2 separate regions of the Homo sapiens genome follow, and region 2 is linked to region 1. The links are chromatin contacts, found by Hi-C or POLR2A ChIA-PET in ENCODE. All regions are on one chromosome and are shown on one strand. The core of a region is the stretch at or near the end of the contact, and the rest is flanking DNA. Distances in the headings are between cores, read along the strand shown. Region 1 overlaps HMCN2 (hemicentin 2). Region 2 holds the start of ASS1 (argininosuccinate synthase 1).

What was found. A loop is a pair of places that touch in the nucleus more often than their neighbours do. ChIA-PET counts read pairs that join two places held with the same protein, here RNA polymerase II (POLR2A).
Region 2: a loop to region 1 is called in a map of mammary epithelial cell, with 2.7 times the contacts of the local background. The contact joins the promoter of ASS1 here to the enhancer-like site in region 1. A Hi-C loop is called at or near these places in 1 of 168 maps with a recorded cell type or tissue (mammary epithelial cell). POLR2A ChIA-PET finds 5 or more read pairs at or near these places in 4 of 52 experiments (A549, GM10248, MCF 10A and 1 more).

Annotation. Positions count from the first base shown.
Region 1 is chr9:130,326,462-130,331,539 of GRCh38, reverse strand. It overlaps HMCN2 (hemicentin 2), which reads right to left. Exons shown (of 98, transcript NM_001291815.2): 22 at 4,065-4,230. Among named protein-coding and RNA genes, the nearest start is that of HMCN2, 63 kb to the right of the region's middle. Within about 2 kb of position 2,084, at least 8 of the 41 ENCODE cell types and tissues checked have a DNase peak (open chromatin) inside an H3K27ac peak, as active enhancers do.
Region 2 is chr9:130,442,665-130,447,742 of GRCh38, reverse strand. ASS1 (argininosuccinate synthase 1) reads right to left here and starts at 2,782. Exons shown (of 15, transcript NM_054012.4): 1 at 2,748-2,782. RefSeq lists enhancers at 1-642, 1,312-1,979 and a silencer at 2,860-2,979.

The DNA.
Region 1 (5,078 bases), core at 835-3,334:
CCACCTGACCTCACACACAGCCCAAGCCCATGTCTTCTGTCTCCGAGGCTGCAACACAATCCTGGGCATAGGATACTGCTCAGTCAATGCTGCTGACTTCAATTTTGAATTTGCAACTTGGATGTCTTTTTCAAAAATAAGTCCCACAGGAAAGAAGCACTCAGTGACCATTCCCACCCTCGGACTTCACCGTTGGCTTCTGGGACCGTCCCGCAAGGAACCGACCCAGGAGATAAAGAGGAACATTGTGCAAAGCTGCTCCAACAGTCCCATTTATGACCGCGAGAGCTGGCAACATGGCCGTGCCCCACACAGAGCAATGACTTAGCGATGATGGGAGCCGAGCGCCCTGGAATGTTACTTTGTCCTTTTTTTTTTTTTTTAAGACAGAGTCTTGCTCTGTTGCAAGGATGGAGTGCGATGGCACGATCTTGGCTCACTGCAACCTTCACCTCCCAGGTTCAAGCGATTCCCCTGCCTCAGCCTCCCGAGAAGCTGGGACTACAGGCGCGCACCACCACGTCCGGCTATTTGTGTGTGTGTGTGTGTGTGTGTGTGTGTGTGTGTGTGTTTCAGTAGAGACAGGGTTTCACCATGTTGGCCAGGATGATCTTGATCTCCTGACCTCGTGATCCGCCTTCCTTGGCTTCCCAAAGTGCTGGGATTACAGGCATGAGCCACCATGACCGGTCTATTTTGCCCTTCAAAAGGAAAAGCAAGTGACGTGGGCCAGAATGAATCGAGAAAATGGGTAAAAGAGAAAAGGAATCCGTGATGAGGACGGAATATAAGATGCACGAGGTTTAATTTTAGAACAGCCCCTACAAGGATAAGAGCCGCTCCAAAGGGACTGGGATGCAGCTGGGCGGCTCAGAACTTCACGGCTTCTGAGGTTCCTAGGATGCTTCCTCTGTGAGCACTTGCTGACTTGGGGGGGTCGAAGATACCTAGGAGTTCAGAGAGCAGTGGCCCACCTGATACGTGTGTCCCTGTGCGTGCGTCTATGTGTGTCTGCGTGTCTGTGCATGTTGGGACCCAGCCCCAAGAGCTGCAGGGTCAGGTTCCACGTCCCCACACCCCATGTGTTTCTGTTTCCTCCTCAGTGCACTGGGCATGGTGCCATCCACCCCAACCACCTACAGGGCGCTGGCAGGAGAGGGCCACCCCTGGACAAGGGGAATGGAGGGGGCCGCAGAGGCTCAGCACATCTTGGCTCTCAGCCCTGACTACACCGCAGAATTCCCCACAGACAGGAGAAGGGGCTGCCGTGGAGCCCTGTCCTTGGGGCAGCTCAGCAGGGAAGAGGAGCAAGGGAGCAGGGGAGGGGGGAGAGGGGCGTGGAGGGCTGCTGGCCCCTGTCAAGAGATGAGCACCTACGACTCACCAGACGCATCAGCCAGGTAAGTGCTCCGTTTTCAGAAGGGCAGCTTTGAGGCTGAGCCTGGGGACATCCTTGGAGAAGGAAGGACAAGGAAGACAAGGGAGAGGGGAAGGGAGGGGAAGGGGAGGAGGAGGGAAAGGGAAGAGGGAGACAGGAGAGGAAGAGGAAGAGGATGTAGGGAAGGGGGGGAGGGGAGGAGGAAGCAGACAGACAGAAAGTCTCACTGTGTGTTTTCCAAGGGGCTTTTTAAGTCTCTGTGTTCTGGTCGAGTCACTGAGGGACGGAGGGGGTGTGGTGTGTCTGTGAGAGGCTGAGTGTGGTTCTGTGTGTGGACACTGCCAGTGTGGGGCAGGGAGGGAACCAGAGGACCCAGAGCCTGCGAACAAAGCTTCAAGTACAATCAAAAGTGAGGCTATGGCCAGGCACAGTGGCTCACGCCTGTAATCCCAGCACTTTGGGAGACCGAGGCGGGTGGACCACCTGAGGCCAGGAGTTCAAGACCAGCCTGACCAAGATGGTGAAACCCCGTCTCTACTAAAAATACAGAAATTAGCTGGGCATGATGGCAGGTGCCTGTAATCCCAGCTACTCGGGAGCCTAAGGCAGGAGAATCAGTTGAACCAGGGAGGCGGAGGTTGCAGTGAGCTGAGATTGCACCACTGCACTCCAGCCTGGCAACAGAGTGAAACTCCATCTCCGAAAAAAAAAAAAAAAAAAAAGTGAGGCTATTCACAGCCACCAAAATGTGGAAACAGCCCCAGTGCACATCAACTGATGAGTGGACACACAAAAGGTGAGCACCCACAGGATGGGACACTATTTGGCCATTAAAAGGAAGCAGGCACTCATCTGGCTACGACATGGATGAACCTGGAAGACATTGAGTTAGGTGACAGAAGCCAGACACGAAAGGCCCCATGTAATTCATTTATATCAAATGTCCAGAATAGGCTGAAAGCAGATCAGTGGCTGTCAGGGGCTGCAGTGGGGCTGGAGCAGAAATGGGGGGCTGGTGGCTGCCAATGAGTATGAAGTTTTTTTGGGAGGGTGATGAACATGTTCTAAAATTGATCATGGTGATGGCTGCACAGTCTGAATATACTAAAAACACTGAACTGTGTCCTTTAAATAAGCGAATGATACAGTATGTGAATTACATCTCAATAAAGGTTTTATATTTAAAAAGCAGGTGACAATTGAGATAACAGGTGTGGTAGGAGGAGGATAAATGTGTAAAAGCTGGAGAGGATGTCTCAGTTTGTGAACAGCAACAGCAGGGAAATCATACGAAAGGGAGCGAGTTTTCAGCACATCTGACTTCCTAAGCACTGCACATCCGTCATTACCCCAAAAGGGTGCTATTTAAATAATGTCCACTTTGCAGATGGAGGAACAGGCCAAGAGGAGCCAGTGGCCACCCGAGGTTGCATGACTAAGAAGGGAGCAGGCAGTTCGGCACCGGGTCTGCGGAACTCCAGGGCCTGAGCACTTAACCCCACCCCCGCCTCCCAGCACATTTTCCCTCCTTATTTAGATAAACTCTCAGAATCTCCCAAATCTGGAGATAAAACAATGTAAGCCAGCACGAAGTGAAGAGGGCAAGGGAGAGGGAACACAACACAACTCTAGGATTGCAAAAGTGGCTTTCGCAAATTTACAGCTCCCAGCTGACCTATTAACGCACCACGGCGAGGAGGGGTGAACTAATGGGAATGCGGTTCCCGTTTCAGTAACAAGCCATAGATCAACACACATCCTCCAGCTGAGGGCCACCACCCAGCCGCGGAGCTAGGACCGGGCTTTCTAGGGGAGCTGTGGGCTCCCACGGCCCCCCGCCACACCCCCACCCTACAACATAGAGCTGCAGCAATGCCAAGAGGGCATGGGGGACCCCACCGATGATGCCCAGGGCCGGCTCCCTGGGTCCCCGCCACCTCTAGGGGTGCCCGGCTGCAAGGATTGGCAGGACTCACCAAACAGATGTTCTGAAATGCACTGACACATGGTGGGGGCGGGGGTCACGTTACAGGGCAGGCTGCTCCGAGACCTTCTGAGTCTGGAACATCTCAAAGACCCTGCCAGGGCTGATGTCACCAGACTGAGCCACAGAACCCCCCAGCCAGGGGCAAGGGCCCTAGCATCCCCCACATCCCCTCCTGGGGGGTACGGCGTGGCTTTGAAGGACACCCAAGCCAGCCTCCTCCCTGTCCGCCCACTCCCAGGATCCCGGACCGGGAGCAGCTGAGTCAGACAGCCCAGCCGCCAGACACCTGGTCTGCAGAGCAGGCATGGGGGTGGTGTGTGTCGTGGCGGGGACGTGGTCCCAGCCCTGGCTTTGCTCTTTCCTAGCTGGGTGATGGCGAGCAGCTCACTCCCTGGCTGAGTGTCAGTGTCCTGTTAGATATCAAGGGTGGCCGTGCAGATTAAATGGGATCCTGCAGGCAATGCCCCGTGCATGTTATTTCAGATGGGGAGTCTCACCCTGGGCTTCCAGGCACCCTCTAGAGGCCCCTTCCAGGCTTCTGGGGCCCTGTGGACAACAGCCTTGTGTGCAGAAGCCCAGGAGCAGCACCCTATGGGAGAGACTGCAGGGTCCAAGACACCCGCTGGGTCACTGGTCACCTGAGGCAGGTTTCCCTCCAGCCCTAAGCTCTGTCCCTTGAGGCCATGGGACTGGGGTTACCTGTTGGTGATGGGCGGTACAGGGCGGGAGTCCTTCGTCCAGGTGACCAGTGGGGGTGGGGAGCCCTTGGCCTCGCAGTCCAGGGTCACCTCTTCGCCAGCCTTCGCTGTGACTTGCAGAGGCACATCTGCATTACGTGACCCGTTCATATGGATCCTGGGTTTGGCTGCGGGGAGAGTAAGCAGGGCCTGTCAGCAGGGCAGAGGGGACTAGGGTCCATGAGCGCCCTGGGCCATGGGGCAGCTCCCCCAGGAGGCAGAGCCGGTACTGCACCCTCGACCTTCAGGAGGTCCAGAAGGTGGATATGGCTGTCAGAAGGGGGGGAGTCCAGATTGGAGGTGGGACTCAGGTCCCAGGGTTTTCACTCAGTCCTCCCCTACCCACCTCCCCACCACCACCTTGCTCTGAGGACCCTGACCCGGTCCCTCCTGCCCTACGGTCTGTGCCTTCTCTGGCTTCTCTTCATCCTGCTGTCCCTTCCCCAGGGACATTCTGAAAGGCTCTGAACTCCTCCTCTCTCTCTACCTTCTCCCCTTGCTCATTCACTTATTCCCATGATATCAGCCACCAAAGAATGCACAGACCCTCCCTCTGGACCTCTCGAAGCCTGGTGAGGGATTGATGGCAATCTGTGCATGTCACGTCTCTCTCACCTTAAGCTGAAGACCCTTCGTCGGCAGAAACAGCATGGTACCCTTCCTTCCTCCCCGCTCCCCGCCTCCGCCTTTCTACCTTGGAGTTCATACAAGGAAGGCACTCGCTACCTGTCTGAGCAGCAACAATGAAAGAAGCTAGCCAGTTGGGGACATCAAAACCCATCTAGCCCTCCCGTGTTCCCCGTACATTTGTAGTTCAAAGGAAATGCTCCCCCATTAGGAATTTTTTTTTTTTTACAATATAAAAATATTGACTGTAAGGGTCTATGAGAGAAAAAGCCTGGCTTATACATTTGCTCACTCCTCCCAGACGTATTTACTGAGCGCCAGCCCTATGGGGAATGCTGCGGACGGCAGC
Region 2 (5,078 bases), core at 1,533-4,032, 120 kb before region 1:
TTCTTCCTGGGAGCTGCGCCTGGCAGGCAGATCCTGGCTGAATTCAGCCTCCCCTAGTCCCAGCTCCACCCCCACCACATCCCCCAGAAAGGGCCACGGCAGGTTTCTCCAGCTCCCTGGCAAATGCCCACTGCCCTCCAGCCCTCCTTCCCCGGAAGAGACACCTGGGAGGAGGGAAGGTGGCCTCGCGTCAAGGTACCAGAGCCACCTGGCTTTCATTGGGATGGCATTCTCTGTGGCCCCAGCCACAGCCATCTGTCCAGCTTCCAGCAAACAGGCCAGCCTGGGCGCTCACTTGACACTAAGGAAAACTCGTGCTACTTGAAAACGTCAGAGCTGGAATGACAACAAGAGCGGCTACTATGTTCACAGTCACAGGTGCATCCTCTCAAGGTGGAGACTGCCATTACCACCTATTTACAAAGGAGGAGGCAGAGGCTAAGCGGCCAGCCGAGGTCACAAGCTAGCGGCTTCAAACCCAGCCTGACTGCAGGCCACTTGCTCTTCCCTGCACTAGGCCTTCCACTCCCTGGCTCCTAGGAGACCTCAGATCTCCCCTTCACTCTACACACCTTCCAGAAAACCAGCCCCCCAGTGAGTCATGGCCAACCTGCCCACTATTTCTCTGGAGAGCCTGTGTGCTATAGCTCAGGCCTACTGCCCCGTGGAAGATTCCCCTGCAACCCCTCGCTGACATTCTAACTCAGCTGAGCTCGGTTTGTCTTTGGTGATGGACGAAGGGCACATTCATTCATTCGTTCCACTCATATCAAAGTGCCTATGGGTGCCTGGTCGACCCCAAGTCTGGGGAGGGAGCCACGCCCTGGAAGATCAACTTTGCCCAAAGCTACATCAGAAATCAGAGCCTTAGACTCTGAATTCCAGCGAAGTTACCTCTTTCCACATGGGTGCCTGGTGCCCACAGGCAAGCCACTGACTTCAGGGACTGTGTAGTCAGTGCTCAGATGAGGCATCTGGTTGACCTGGCTGGCCTCCCAGCAGGCCAAAGATGAGATGGGCCCGGGTTGGGAGGGGGAAGCGCTTGTGCAGCAGGCTGTTTTGGGCCTGGCTCCACCCCAAGGCTCCTGCGGCCCTGGGCCTGCTTCCCAAGCACTCAGGAATGGAGACTGTGCTGAGAGTGGGGCCTCCCCTTCCCTCTCACGACGTGTCTGCCCCCGCACCGGCCAGGCGCTCAGCAGGCAGGAGTCACTATTCATTCACTTGATCCACCCCCACAGAGCAGAACCAGAATTACTTCTCAGCATGGTGCACAGATGGCCCCGCCAGGACAGGGTCCCGCCCCCACCCCCAAACTTCCCCGCCCTAGGCCTTGGGCCTAAGGGGTCTGGGAGGGAGAGGGAGTTTGGAATGGAGACTCCTCCAGTTCCTGCTCCTAGCCAAGCTTCCCAGTCCGTGTGGCTGCTTCTCCCTCCCTCTCATCAGAACCTAACCCCAGGCACAGTTATTGTGCAATTGGACCCAGGCCCAGCACCCAACAGTCTACAGAGCCCTTAGCAGCCGCACAGTATCTGCAAATGTTTCCTGAGCCCTCAGCCCCAGCCAGCTCTAACAGACTGAAGCTTGGGGGCCAGGCACTTTGGGTGGCTCGAGCCTGTAATCCTAGCAGTTTAGGAGGCCCGAGGGAGGAGGGTCGCTTGAGCCCAGGAGCTCGAGGCCAGCCTGGGCAACATGACGAGTCCACATCTCTGATAAATTTTTAGAAAGAAAAGAAAATGAAAAGGAAGCTTGGGAATCTGGAGGCTGAGCCAAGGCCTCACCAGCTCTCCCCATCACTGGGTTTGTGCTTGCTGGGAGCGGGAGGATCAAAGCCCAAGTCCCCTAGGTCTTGATCTACCCCTGGGGAGAGAACAGGTCTGTTCCTGCCCTGAGACCTGCAGCCTGACTCGGCTGCTCGGGAGTGGACTCTCCACTTCTCAGAGAAGAATACTGAGGCCAGGCCAGCCCTCCTCAGGAACAGCCCTGGCCGCCTGGGAGAGGAGTTTCCTCTCTTTCACAATGACCCTGCCTCCCTGGAGGGCGCAGCCGCCCAGGGGCCAAAGGCAACAGCAGCCCGAATAGAAAATATTCCTGGCACTGCCCCTCCCACAGAGCCCAGCCCAGGCCAGCAGGAAACCCCGCCGCGAGGCCGCCAGCCCCACCGGGGAGGGCCAGGTGGCTGCCGCCCCCTGCAGGGAAGGGAGCCAGGGCCACCATGCCCATCTGTCCAGGGTAAACTGAGGCTGCGGGGAAAGCGATACGTCCAAGCCCCAGAGGGGCTGGACTCCTGGTTTTACGCAGAGAAATAGAGGTGGAGACAGACGGCGAGTCCGAGAGAGGGAGAGAGAATCGGGAGCCCCCCCACACGCTCCGGACTCCCCAGGTCTCCATGTGGGGGCTTCACGACACAGAGGAAGCCGGATCCGACAAGGAGTCCAGAAAGGACCCGGCTGCGCAGGGAACAAATAACCCGAGCCGCTCTTCGGACCCGGGGACTCGCGCCCCCGGGGACTCGCGCCCCCGCCGCGTCCCCCACGCTCCAGAAACCTGGAATCCGGTGCCAGGCGTTTGAGCATCGGGAGCCCCTTCCCTCCTGCCTCGGTCCCAGTCCCCGGCGAGTGGCGATCGGGGTCCGCCCTCTGCCTCCGCGGGCCCCGGGGCGGGCGTCTTCTACGCCTCCTCCTCTGGGCCCGGGAAGCGGGTGCTCTCGGCTAGGGAGTGGGCAGCGAGAGGGGCCGAGGGCTCCTTACCGGGCTCGGGCAGCGGTGGCAGGCGGCAGAGCAGGACTGGCAGGGGTGCCCATCCCAGGTTATAAGCACAGGGCCCGGGGGCAGGGCCGGTGACCGGGGACACGTGGCGGGGACGCGCGCCACAGACCCCGCCCCCGGGCCCGGCCCCCGCCTGGAGCCGCTCAGCGTTCACAGCCACCTGCAGATGGGCGGGGCCCGCCTCCCCAGGCCTCGTCCCCACCTCCCCCCGCCTCCCACCAGGTCCGGGCCTGGGCCCGGCGCCGGCTCACCCTCCCAGGGGCGCGCCGGCGGGGGCGCAGGCGGCTCGCGGTTCCTGGCCCTGGCCCGCGGGCTGGAGGCGCCAAGGAGGGCGGCAGTGGCTGCGACCCATGTAACTCAGGGGCGGAGGGTGGCCGCAGCCGTCCTTCGAGAGACTTGCCTCCTGGCCCTGGGGAAGCAATTTAAACGCTTCGCGGTGGGAGCCGGGATAAAAGTTCCACTGGCGCAGGGAGCTTCGTGCTCACTTCTATCCGGTGCCGGCAGCCTGGGCCTTCTGCAGCCCCCAGAGCCCCCTCCCTCCCCAACCATAGCCTCTGGTAGCCGAGTAAGGATGAGAAAACCGAGGTGAGCCGGCGCGGGAAGGCCCGGCTTTCATCCCTTAGGCCAGGGCTGATTGCTGGCCTGTCTTCTCAGAGCCTGGCACCTGCCCAGACTCCAGAGGGCACCCAGTAAGCAGTGAGTAAAAGACTGTCTGGCTGCGAACCCACTAGACAGGAGGGAAGGTTGAGGTTCAGAGAGAAGTCTCTTGCTTGTAAAAAGCAGCTGGGAGTTGTGACCCCAGGCCCGCCTTCAACAGCTTCTCTACCTCAGGAGTTTCCCAGCTTGGTCTGCCGGCTCCAAAGCCCTGATCACTGCAACCACAGCCCCAGTAAAAGAGCAAGTCCTGGGACCCCATCCAAGGCAGTTGCTCCATAGTGAGCACTGACCCCAGAAGGGAGGACTCCCGGTCCTCAGCCGGCTCTGAACCTGGGGGAGGTGGGAGCCCCAAGCCTTGCCCAGCCGCTACCCTGGAGTCAGTGCTCCTTTTAATCACCATCCACTCTCAGCCCCTCTGCCAGTCAGCCCCCACCACCCCCTCAAGCCCATGGCAAGCAACAGTAGCTGTGAGTCCTTCTAGAAGGAAAAAAGGATCAAACCAATTCACAAACAAAGCCACAGCTCGATTCTCTCTTAAGCCCCTTAGTTCTCTGACACTTAAACCTGGGATGTGGCCCTTGATGGCAAAGGGGCCCCTGGTGAGCCACGTGGGGCTGGGTGTACATGGGTGGCTTGAGGCCCCTTCTAGATGGGAGGCGGTATCACAGCTGGCCCCCCTCAGCCCTCTCACAGGAGCAGCTGGGGGTCTCGTGGAGTCTCTGGGCCTCCCACACTAGCAGGAGGCAAGTGAGGAACACCTACACAATGACACCCTTGCAGCAGTTGTGTGTCCTTGGGGCGGTCACTCCCCACTGCAGCCTGTTTTCTCATTGGTAGGGTCGCCCTGGAAAGAGCAAGCATTCTGTTTTCACCTTCACGACTACCCTGTATGAAGTACCTGTGATTGTTATCTCAATGGTATGGGCAGAAACCTGCTGCACAGAATGACGGTGTATCTTTCCCAAGGCCACACAGCATGTGAGTGGCAGAGCGGAGCTAGAATCCAGTGTCTGAAGCTCTGGCTCAAACCCTCTGCTTTAGCTCCAGCCTGAGCTGAACTGAGGTCACAGTCCCAGGGTCACAGGCTGCTGGGACCTTTACTCCTTGCCGCAGAAATGGTTCCAGCCTAGGGGACAGACCCTTCCTAACTCACATGCACCAGTGACATGAGGGACAGTGAGGTCACAGCGCTCCTGAGAAGAAAACAGGGGCCCAAACTGCCAGCAGCACCCCGCCCCCCACCCCCACCGTCCTGCCACCAACAGCAGGGTGAGTGGTTGCCCAGAGGCAGAGACCAAGGTGAGGGAGGACTGGCCAGCTTCTGAATGAGCCCCATTCTGCCTGGACCCCTCCATCGGCCAGGGGGACCTTCAACCCTGCCCTGGCCCTTACCCTGCAGAGCAGTGCTGAGGGCCAAAGTGGGGCGTGGCCCAAAGGGATTCCCCCACCTGAGACTGGGGCACCATGGCCTTTGACTTTCATCTTACCCCCTGCCCACACCTAGGTCAGGGGTCCTCCAGGAGCCTTTGCACCTTCTAGGTAAGTGATCTTGGTGGCATTCCTAAAAACAAAGCAGCACCTAGGCCTGAGCAGGTGGAGAAACAAAGGCACTGGGATCTGAGACACTCATACCTTCCTTTTTTTTTTTTTTTTTTT